2 separate regions of the Homo sapiens genome follow, and region 1 is linked to region 2. Evidence: chromatin contacts called from ENCODE Hi-C or POLR2A ChIA-PET data. All regions are on one chromosome and are shown on one strand. Each heading gives the region's core, a stretch centred on a gene start or an enhancer-like site at or near the end of the contact. The rest is flanking DNA. Distances are from core to core; before and after follow the strand shown. Region 1 has its middle 130 kb from the start of GACAT2. Region 2 overlaps MTCL1 (microtubule crosslinking factor 1).

The links. Hi-C counts contacts between places; a loop is a spot of excess contacts on that map. ChIA-PET counts read pairs that join two places held with the same protein, here RNA polymerase II (POLR2A). Pooled maps may share reads with other maps.
Region 1: a loop to region 2 is called in a map of DLD1, with 10 times the contacts of the local background. The contact joins two enhancer-like sites. A Hi-C loop is called at or near these places in 4 of 168 maps with a recorded cell type or tissue (DLD1, PC-9, Right ventricle myocardium superior and 1 more), 1 of 37 single-sample maps with no recorded cell type and 1 of 50 pooled maps. POLR2A ChIA-PET finds 5 or more read pairs at or near these places in 7 of 52 experiments (A673, AG04450, HEK293 and 4 more).

The regions. Positions count from the first base shown.
Region 1 is chr18:8,834,078-8,838,137 of GRCh38, reverse strand. No RefSeq gene overlaps it. Among named protein-coding and RNA genes, the nearest start is that of GACAT2, 130 kb to the right of the region's middle. Within about 2 kb of position 2,422, at least 2 of the 41 ENCODE cell types and tissues checked have a DNase peak (open chromatin) inside an H3K27ac peak, as active enhancers do.
Region 2 is chr18:8,798,014-8,802,270 of GRCh38, reverse strand. MTCL1 (microtubule crosslinking factor 1) reads right to left here. Exons shown (of 15, transcript NM_001395333.1): 9 at 3,980-4,174. Among named protein-coding and RNA genes, the nearest start is that of GACAT2, 93 kb to the right of the region's middle. RefSeq lists an enhancer at 894-2,093. Within about 2 kb of position 1,555, at least 15 of the 41 ENCODE cell types and tissues checked have a DNase peak (open chromatin) inside an H3K27ac peak, as active enhancers do.

The DNA of each region.
Region 1 (4,060 bases), core at 1,173-3,672, 35 kb before region 2:
TGTTCTAATGATTCACTGTGAATTACCTTCTTTGGGGGGAATGCTTAAAGATGTTTAAGGTAACCAGCCAGGTGCAATGGGTCACACCTGTAATCCCAATCCTTTGGGAGGCCAAGGTAGGAGAGGAGCCTGGGCAACATAGCGAGACACCCTCCCCCCGCTGAAACAACCTTCCTCCTCTACCACCCCTGCCCACACAATACATTTTTCTTTAAAGTTAGTTTGTTGTGGCGGTGTGTTGCTTGAGCCTGAGAGCTGTGATGGTGCCACTGGACTCCAGCCTGTGTGACAGGGTGAGACTGTCTCTAAAAATAAATAAAACAAGGTAATCAAAGGTTTTGTTTTACAGATAGACACATACCATTACCAATGAATGGATAAATAAAATGTGATATATCTACACAGTGGAATATTATGCAGCCTTATGGAATGAATGATACATGTTACAACATGGATGTGATAATGGCAGGAGGCAGGCAAATGCCTAGGCAGATGGGGCAGGTCCCTGGTGAAATCCCACCTCCAAGCCAAAGACAGTTAAAGCCTGAAAGTCAAGCTAAAAGTCAAATCCATGAACCGGATTGAGAACCTGTCTTCCCATTTGGTGTGCTTTCCTTTGATTGATCCCCACCTTTCACCTATTTTACATATACCTACCCTTTCCTAATTGGTTTTCTACACTGTCATGCCCACCTTTGAGCAGTGTCTTCATTTTGATATTTTTTGCATACTCACAAACCAGTCAGCACACACTCCCTATTCTGAGCCCATAAAAGTCCCAGACCCAGCCACACTGAGAGAGGAACCACCTAACCATGGAGGTGGAGGACCACCCCCATGGCCCCTCTCTGCTGAGAGCTGTTCCATCACTCAATAAAATTATTCTCTGCCCTCCTTACCCTTCAAATTGTCAGTGTATCTTTATTCTTCTTGGATGTGGGACAAGAGTTCAGGAACTGCCAAACATGGGTATAAGCTATAACACAGGTGGGCTTAGTGGGTGGGGTACCTCCAGTGGCAGGCCCGGGGTTGAATGAGACACGGGCAGCAGGGGGGCATCTCTGGCCATGGAGGTCCCTGGTTGGCAAAGTGGCTGAGAAAAATCCTGTGTCAGATGAACCTTGATAACTTTATGCTAACTGAGGCTGGGCACAGTGGCTCACGCCTTAATCCCAGCACTTTCGGAGGCCAAGGCGGGTGGATCACGAGGTCAGGAGTTCAAGACCAGCCTGGCCAAGATGGTGAAACCCCGTCTCTACTAAAAATACAAAAAATTAGCTGGGCGTGGTGGCAGGCACCTGTAATCCCAGCTACTCAGGAGGCTGAGGCAGGGGAACCGCTTGAACTCAGAGGGCAGAGGTTGCAGTGAGCCAAGATCGCACCACTGCACTCCAGCCTGGGCAACATAGTGAGACTCCAACTCAAAAACAAAAAACAAAAAACAAAACTTTATGCTAATTGAAAGAAGCCAGACACAAAAAGCCACATGATACATGATTCCATTTACATGAACTATCCTGAATAGGCAAATCCATGGAGACAGAATTAGATGAGTGGGTGCCAGGGGCTGGGTGCAGTGACTGCTTAATGCATATGGGGTTTCCTTTCAGGTGATGACAATATTCTGTAAGTAGATAGTGGTAGTGACTGCACAACATTGTGAATATACTAAATGCCACTGAATTGTACACTTTGAAATGGCAAGAATGATAAATGTTACGGGTATTTTACCACAGTTTAAAACAGTGAACTGGAAAATAGAAAATGGTAGTTGTACTTCTTAGTTGCTTTTTAAACAAAATAAATAAGCATAACTCTATCATGCTTAATAAAGTGCAGAGATCTAATGTACAACATAAGGACTATAGCTAATAATATTGTATTTGGGATTTTTGCTAAAAGAGTAAATTTTAGGTGCTCTTGCCATAGCTATGTGAGATGTTAATATGTTAATTGCCTTGACTATAGTAGTCATTTTACTCTGTATATGCATATCAAAACATCATGTACACCTTAAATATATACAATTAAAAACAAATTAAATTTAAAAAATAAGGAGTTTGTAAACATTACATTCATTGTATAGGAACAAAAAGGGTGAAACAAATGTATTACATAAGAATTACAGGCCATTCTACAGGAAAAAAGGTTGAAGCAAATGTGTTTAAGAAATAGAATTACGATGTACACAGATATAAAAAATAGATGCATAATACTGAAAACGCTGACATGTTACCTCCTGATAAGAAGAGAGGGTGAAATGTGGCCACTATTGCCCAATTTGGCTGCAGTTGGACAAGAAATGTCTCTGGGCTGGTGGTGCTGGCTGTTACCCAGGAGGCAGGGCACGCCTGACGTGTGGTCTGTGGCTATGTTTGAGGAATCTTCTGCTGCTTTCTTTAGGGCATAAAAGCAACTGGCACATTCATGGCAGCTCATGAAGCCATTCCCTTCAGGCAGCTGCTCCCCTTTCACACCATGTGTGACCCACATAGCAGCCTTGGCATTCATCTGGACAGTGGTGTGGAAAATGATTTCATCCTACTGTCTTGCCTGGCCTTTAACAGTTGGAGTGCTTCCACCCTAGACTTAAGAATACACATGTCCAACTTTTAGAAAATAAGATGTGAGAAGAAGTTCCCAGACGGCTTTTCAAGGCACTGGTGCTGCCAGATGTGGCTTTTTTGATGAAAGTTCTGCTCCCAGCCTGGTTTCTGCATCACTGCCCAATGCGACCTGTGTCTATTACTGCCCCTCACACCTCTGCTCCTCCCACCTCCCACTTGCTTCTCCTCCTGCACATTGGAATGCTTCCCGTACTGCCAAGCCTAACTCAAGCCCTACTGTACTTAGAATTTCTACCACACCATTTTTCATTTTATTGTTATTGTGCCTGGGAATGTTATCTCTTCCAACCAGTTGGCAAGTTCTGTGGTGCTCAGAGCTTTTTCCTTGCAATTTTGGGGTGTCCCACAGTGGTATACGCCTTTACTGCCTTTCTGACGCCCTCTATTCTAATCGTACCCTGCTTTTCCTTTGCTGGGTCTTCCCGTCACCACGATTGGCTCAGAGCCAGACATGAGACTTAATCCCTACCAAATGAGAATCATCGGTCCTGGGCTTTCACTGGAGCTCCTGGTAAGAGATCCCCTTTCTCTAGGAGTTGCTAAACTAATAGCAGCAGCTAGGGACCATTGTTGCCAATTTTTGTGATGCTTGTCTGAGTATAAAGCCATACAGAGTAGACAGAGTTAGGAGACTGAGCAAAGTCCTGATGGCACGGTTTGAGGCTCTCAGTCGTGACAGCCACAACTTCCCTTCTTGTTGGTGGCTGGTTGCTTCCAATTGAAGGAATACCAATGTACCTCTCAGCATTTGCAATCTGCACAGAATAGGCAATGAATATTTACTGACCTGCTGATTGTTTGTTTGCAGGTATATCTAGAGTGATAAAGTGAAATATTTATATTTTGCATTTATTGGAAGTTTTTATTGGCCAGGCACGGTGGCTTATGCCTGTAATCCCCGCACTTTGGGAGGCCGAGGCAGACAGATCCTCTGAGGTCGGGAGTTCGAGACCAGCCTGACCAACATGGAGAAACCCCATCTCTACTAAAAATACAAAATTAGCTGGGCGTGGTGGCACATGCCTGTAATCCCAGCTACTTGGGAGGCTGAGGCAGGAGAATCTCTTGAACCCAGAAGGCGGAGGTTGTGGTGAACTGAGATCACGCCATTGCACTCCAGTTGGGGCAACAAGAACGAAACTCCATCTCAAAAAAAAGTTTTTAAGCTGGGCATGGTGGCTCACGCCTGTAATCCCAGCACTTTGGGAGGCGGAGGCAGGTGGATCACGAGGTCAGGAGATCAAGACTATCCTGGCTAACAGAGTGAAACCCCGTCTCTACTAAAAAAAAAAAAATACAAAAAATTAGCTGGGCGTGGTGGCTGGCGCCTGTAGTCCCAGCTACTCGGGAGGCTGAGGCAGGAGAATGGCGTGAACCCGGGAGGCGGAGCTTGCAGTGAGCCGAGATGGCGCCACTGCACTCCAGCCTGGGCA
Region 2 (4,257 bases), core at 306-2,805:
TGACAGAGGCAGGAGAATTCCAGAATGATGTGGTAGCTGCCCAGACCCCCACAAGGCACGCACAGCTCCTTTTTGAGACCTCACTTAGCATTCAACACAGGCAACTCCTCCACCAGCAGGAGTCCCTGGACAAATTCTTTACTGTGAGATTAGCTAGAATTGATACATTCACACAGCCAGCAGCATTTTTATAAATGAGCCATTTGTCGTTCTCCTCAATGTAACCTTCATTGTTACATCCAGAAAAGTTCTTTTCTAAAAACCATTATCCCCTACAGAGAATGGGCCACTCAAGACAGACCCTGAAAATATAATCTATTAATATCATGGGAATTAGAGTCATTTACACACAGAAGTCCTCTGCCCTCTGGCCAAGAGTCTGCCCGGTGATCCTGTCCAGGAGGGCTCTGGGCTGTGGTCTCCACAAATGCCACTGAGAGCTTCCCAAGAATGAATGTGGATCCGGGAAAGAATAAATGAGGCACATATTTAACAAGCTGTAAACACAGTTATCAGCCCAAAGGCTTAGGAAACCAGGGCAAGTCTGATGAAAATCAGGTGGCCATTAGGGAAGAGACTTATTTGTGAGGTCCCAGGCTTAGTTACGCACTTTGGAAGGCCTGTGGCAAACTGCAGGCCATGGTTAACTCTGGGAGGTAGGATGGGGCAAGGAGAGTCCTTTCATCAAGCACCCATCTGCACATGTGAATTTTTACCTCACGCAGGGGCTACTTAAAGAGTGACAGAACAACTGCCACCACAAGTACACGGCAAAGATAAAACGCTTCAGATCCTAAGCTCTGGTCTGGTTCCTCTTACAGAAAGAGTAGCACGCCTTATAGGGGAGGCCTCCCAGTTGCAGGATAAACTGAAGAATGAATCACGGTATGACGTACAAAATTGAAATGTAAATACCATCTAGGCTCAAGATAACTTTCTAATTAAAAAAAAAAAAAAAGTCAGGCAGATCACAGTTCTGATGTGAGGCCTCCTCTGGCAAGGGTGCTCTTTCTGGAAGTTTTTCATCTTGGGCAAGCAAAGGTGGGCAGCCTGCATGGCCAGAAAGGAAGACTGCTGGGGCCTGGGAGAGCCACAGCCCCGGAAGCCCAGGGAGCCAAGGGCTCTCTGTCTGCAGGAGAAAGGCTGACTTCTCAGGCAGCCCCCGAAGGCCCTAACGCAGCACAGAAGCCCCGACAAGGAGCAGAGGTCCAGGGAAGTGGAGTCTACTCAGTCCTGAGGCTGGACTGGATGAGGCTCTTCAGTGGCCTGTAGCAGGTGAAGACTTAAATATGAAACACAATTCCTTCAGCTCTTGCTATGAATTTTATATTAAGTTCTTCACACTTTTTTTTTTTTTTACTTAGTTGTTTTACTAAATGATAATTAGGTCACATCCCTGAATGAAAAAGTAACTTCTTTTCAAATCAGTTAATCCAAGTAGGGAAAACAAGCTGTTGGCACCCCAGGGCCATCATTCCCACACCATTAATCACCTTGTGTGAAGTAGCTGGATTCCAGGAATTACTAATCAGCATGAAATGCATAAACAGCCTTAGGAATGCTGGCCTCAAATGCTTAACGCAGTGGCGTGAGTCTTGGAGCTCAAGGAAAACTGTAAGATTCCCTCTTGCGTGTGCGCAGCCTCTGCTCTTCAGGATGGCTGGGGAAACTGAAAGCATTCACTGTGGCTCTAAAGCGCCCAGGTCATGACTGCGAGCTCACGTGGCTGAAGACAGGGAAACAGGGAATGTCTGCGGAGCCAAATGTTTGCCAACCTGATGATTTGTTATGAGCCATCCCAAGGTTGATCGGTATATGCAGTTTTTTTTAAACCTCTGTGGACGTGATAAATGTTGCCATCTACTTGAGTTCAATTGTGAGAACGTTCCATATGTCACAAAGCAAAGACCAAGGCCTGAGGAATACTGTGACTGAGAACTTGTCCTTGGGAAAACGGCTTGGCTAGGTTTCCCATGCTACTAATCGCCTTGCGAGGTGCTCGGCGTTTCGGGAACGGCCCGGCTCTGTGCAGCTCTGTGAGACACGTACCCTGGCTCTTGCATCCCAGCTGCCTGGCTAATACTCATGCCAGTCACAGAGAGGCAAATCCTCTAACCGGGAATGTTCCCTCCCAGAGAACCAGCTGTCGTTACAGTAGAGCTCGTCCATCTTCCGTCCTTGGACAGACAGAGGGTTGTGCATGCGTTAGTGAGCTCCTTACTCACTACTGTGAACACTGGCCCACTTGGCAGACCTGGGTCTGAGTGTCTGGACCCCACCCCGCCACGTGCTTCTATCACACATGGCCCGCAGTGGAAGCTCACGGGTCCATCTCCACTTTCGTGGGTAATCGCTAAAAACTAGTGTTGGAAGAAGCAGGAGGCAAAGGGAAATGACAATAAAATATGCTGAATGTAAGGTTCCAGCTGAGTGACTTCACGTTATTTTCCACCCTGACAGTAACATTTTCTATGACTGTTGTTTAGAAAACCAGATGTGCGAGGTTTTCTCCTTGTCCAGAGCATCTGCGTGAATGCGTGGGAAACACGTTTTCTTAGACGCAGCAGGTTTGTGGCGAGGTGGGAACAGTGGCCATCAGTGGCAATATTATGGGAGGTAAGCACAGATGCTTTATGGGATTGAATGACAACATTTCTTTTCAAAAAGTAAAATTAGTAGATTGTAAAGCATTATTTGCAAAGTAGCATTTTCATTTCTAACTAGATTATTGCTGGAAAACTCATTCCATGACCTAAATTCTCCCCATGGACACTGGCATAATGGCATACTTTCTGATGGCTGTGAATAAAAGTTCCTTTGCAAGTATCATCTCCTCCTTGAGTCATGTTATTCAGGGAGAATGAAGTGGGGACAGGTGTACATAGGAAACAGCTGTTTAGGTGTGAAAATCTGATTGTACAGAGAGGGAGCAGGGGGAACCCAAATTCCCCTCAGCCTGCACTCAGAAGGTTGCCGCCTGTCCTCATCTGGATCTGAGCCAGGGCTCTGGCGACAGCGTGCTCCCATTAGAGCTCCCAGAGGCTCTGGGCTTCGGGAGCCTGGGCCAGGGAGGAGCAGCAGTTGTGGCGTCCAGTGCAGAGGGAGTGCCCCAGAGTGTCTGTGGCTGAGAGGCTAGAGCCGCGCCCATATGACTGCCGCATCCCCGTGGCCACCTGCCCCTGCGCCCTCAGCCCTGAACGCAGGCTTCCTAGGGCAGGGGCATCCAGCTGTACTCCAGGAGCCCCCTGAGCAGCTTTATTATTATTAATACATAATAAAGTTGGGTTAGAGGGGACTCAGAAGCCTGAGAGCGAGACAGCGTTAACACAGGGTCCTGCTCTGGAGCTCCTTACTCCAAATCCTCCGTCACTGCCATTTTGGTATAAAAATGCAAGCAGTTTGGATGTTATTAGTAGCATCTTTTGCTTTATTAAGTAGAGTCTATTTCTGTGGTCTCTGGCAACAATAACAGCTACTTAATAACACTGAAGTCTCACCTCTCTTTATACATTAATTTTTTTCAAAGTGTCATCAAATACTTTTATTTGGGAGCATTATGTTTCAAGTGGGCCAAAGAGAACTTGAAATATTTTGTCCATGTTGGGGGATTTTTTTTAAAACGTGTCCTTTGCTCCTTGTACGTTATGCTGCCAAACGAATGATGTTGCCAATGGCAGACCCTCTGAGGTCAATTCACTGGCCCCAGCAGCGACACGCAGCATTGATCTGCCCTTACTACAGTCCTTATTTATATGGCAACTCAAATGAAAGAGTGGGCTGACATTAAGATGGAAAAGGTTTGATGAGGTGATTTCTAGGAAAAACCCAGCATCACAAATGACAACAGGTGACCGCAGTCAGGCGGTGGAATTTTCTGCTACCTGAATGCCAACACTGGAAACAAAACGACCCAAATGCAGCTTAGGAGCCTCCTCTCCCTGGTGTGGGCAGGGCGACAGGCTCGGGTCGAGGTACCCACCTGTTTGTGGGGCTGTCCCCTGTCCGCGGTCTGCAGCCGCAAGCTGTGATCTCCAATCTGCACCCGGGAGTGTGGGGAGTGCTCCCCCACTGGAAAGCCACAGCCTCGGTCACTGTCGTGGTCTGGGCCATCCGCCTGGTGACCCCCCTGGACTCCAAGCTCCCCGAGCCTGGAGAGGGTCTCTGGATGTTCACCCTGAAACAGGCAGGAGGTGACGATCACAGCTTCAGCCAAATTCTTTTGCTGTACAGCCTGATTTTCACTGTCTGAGGATAACC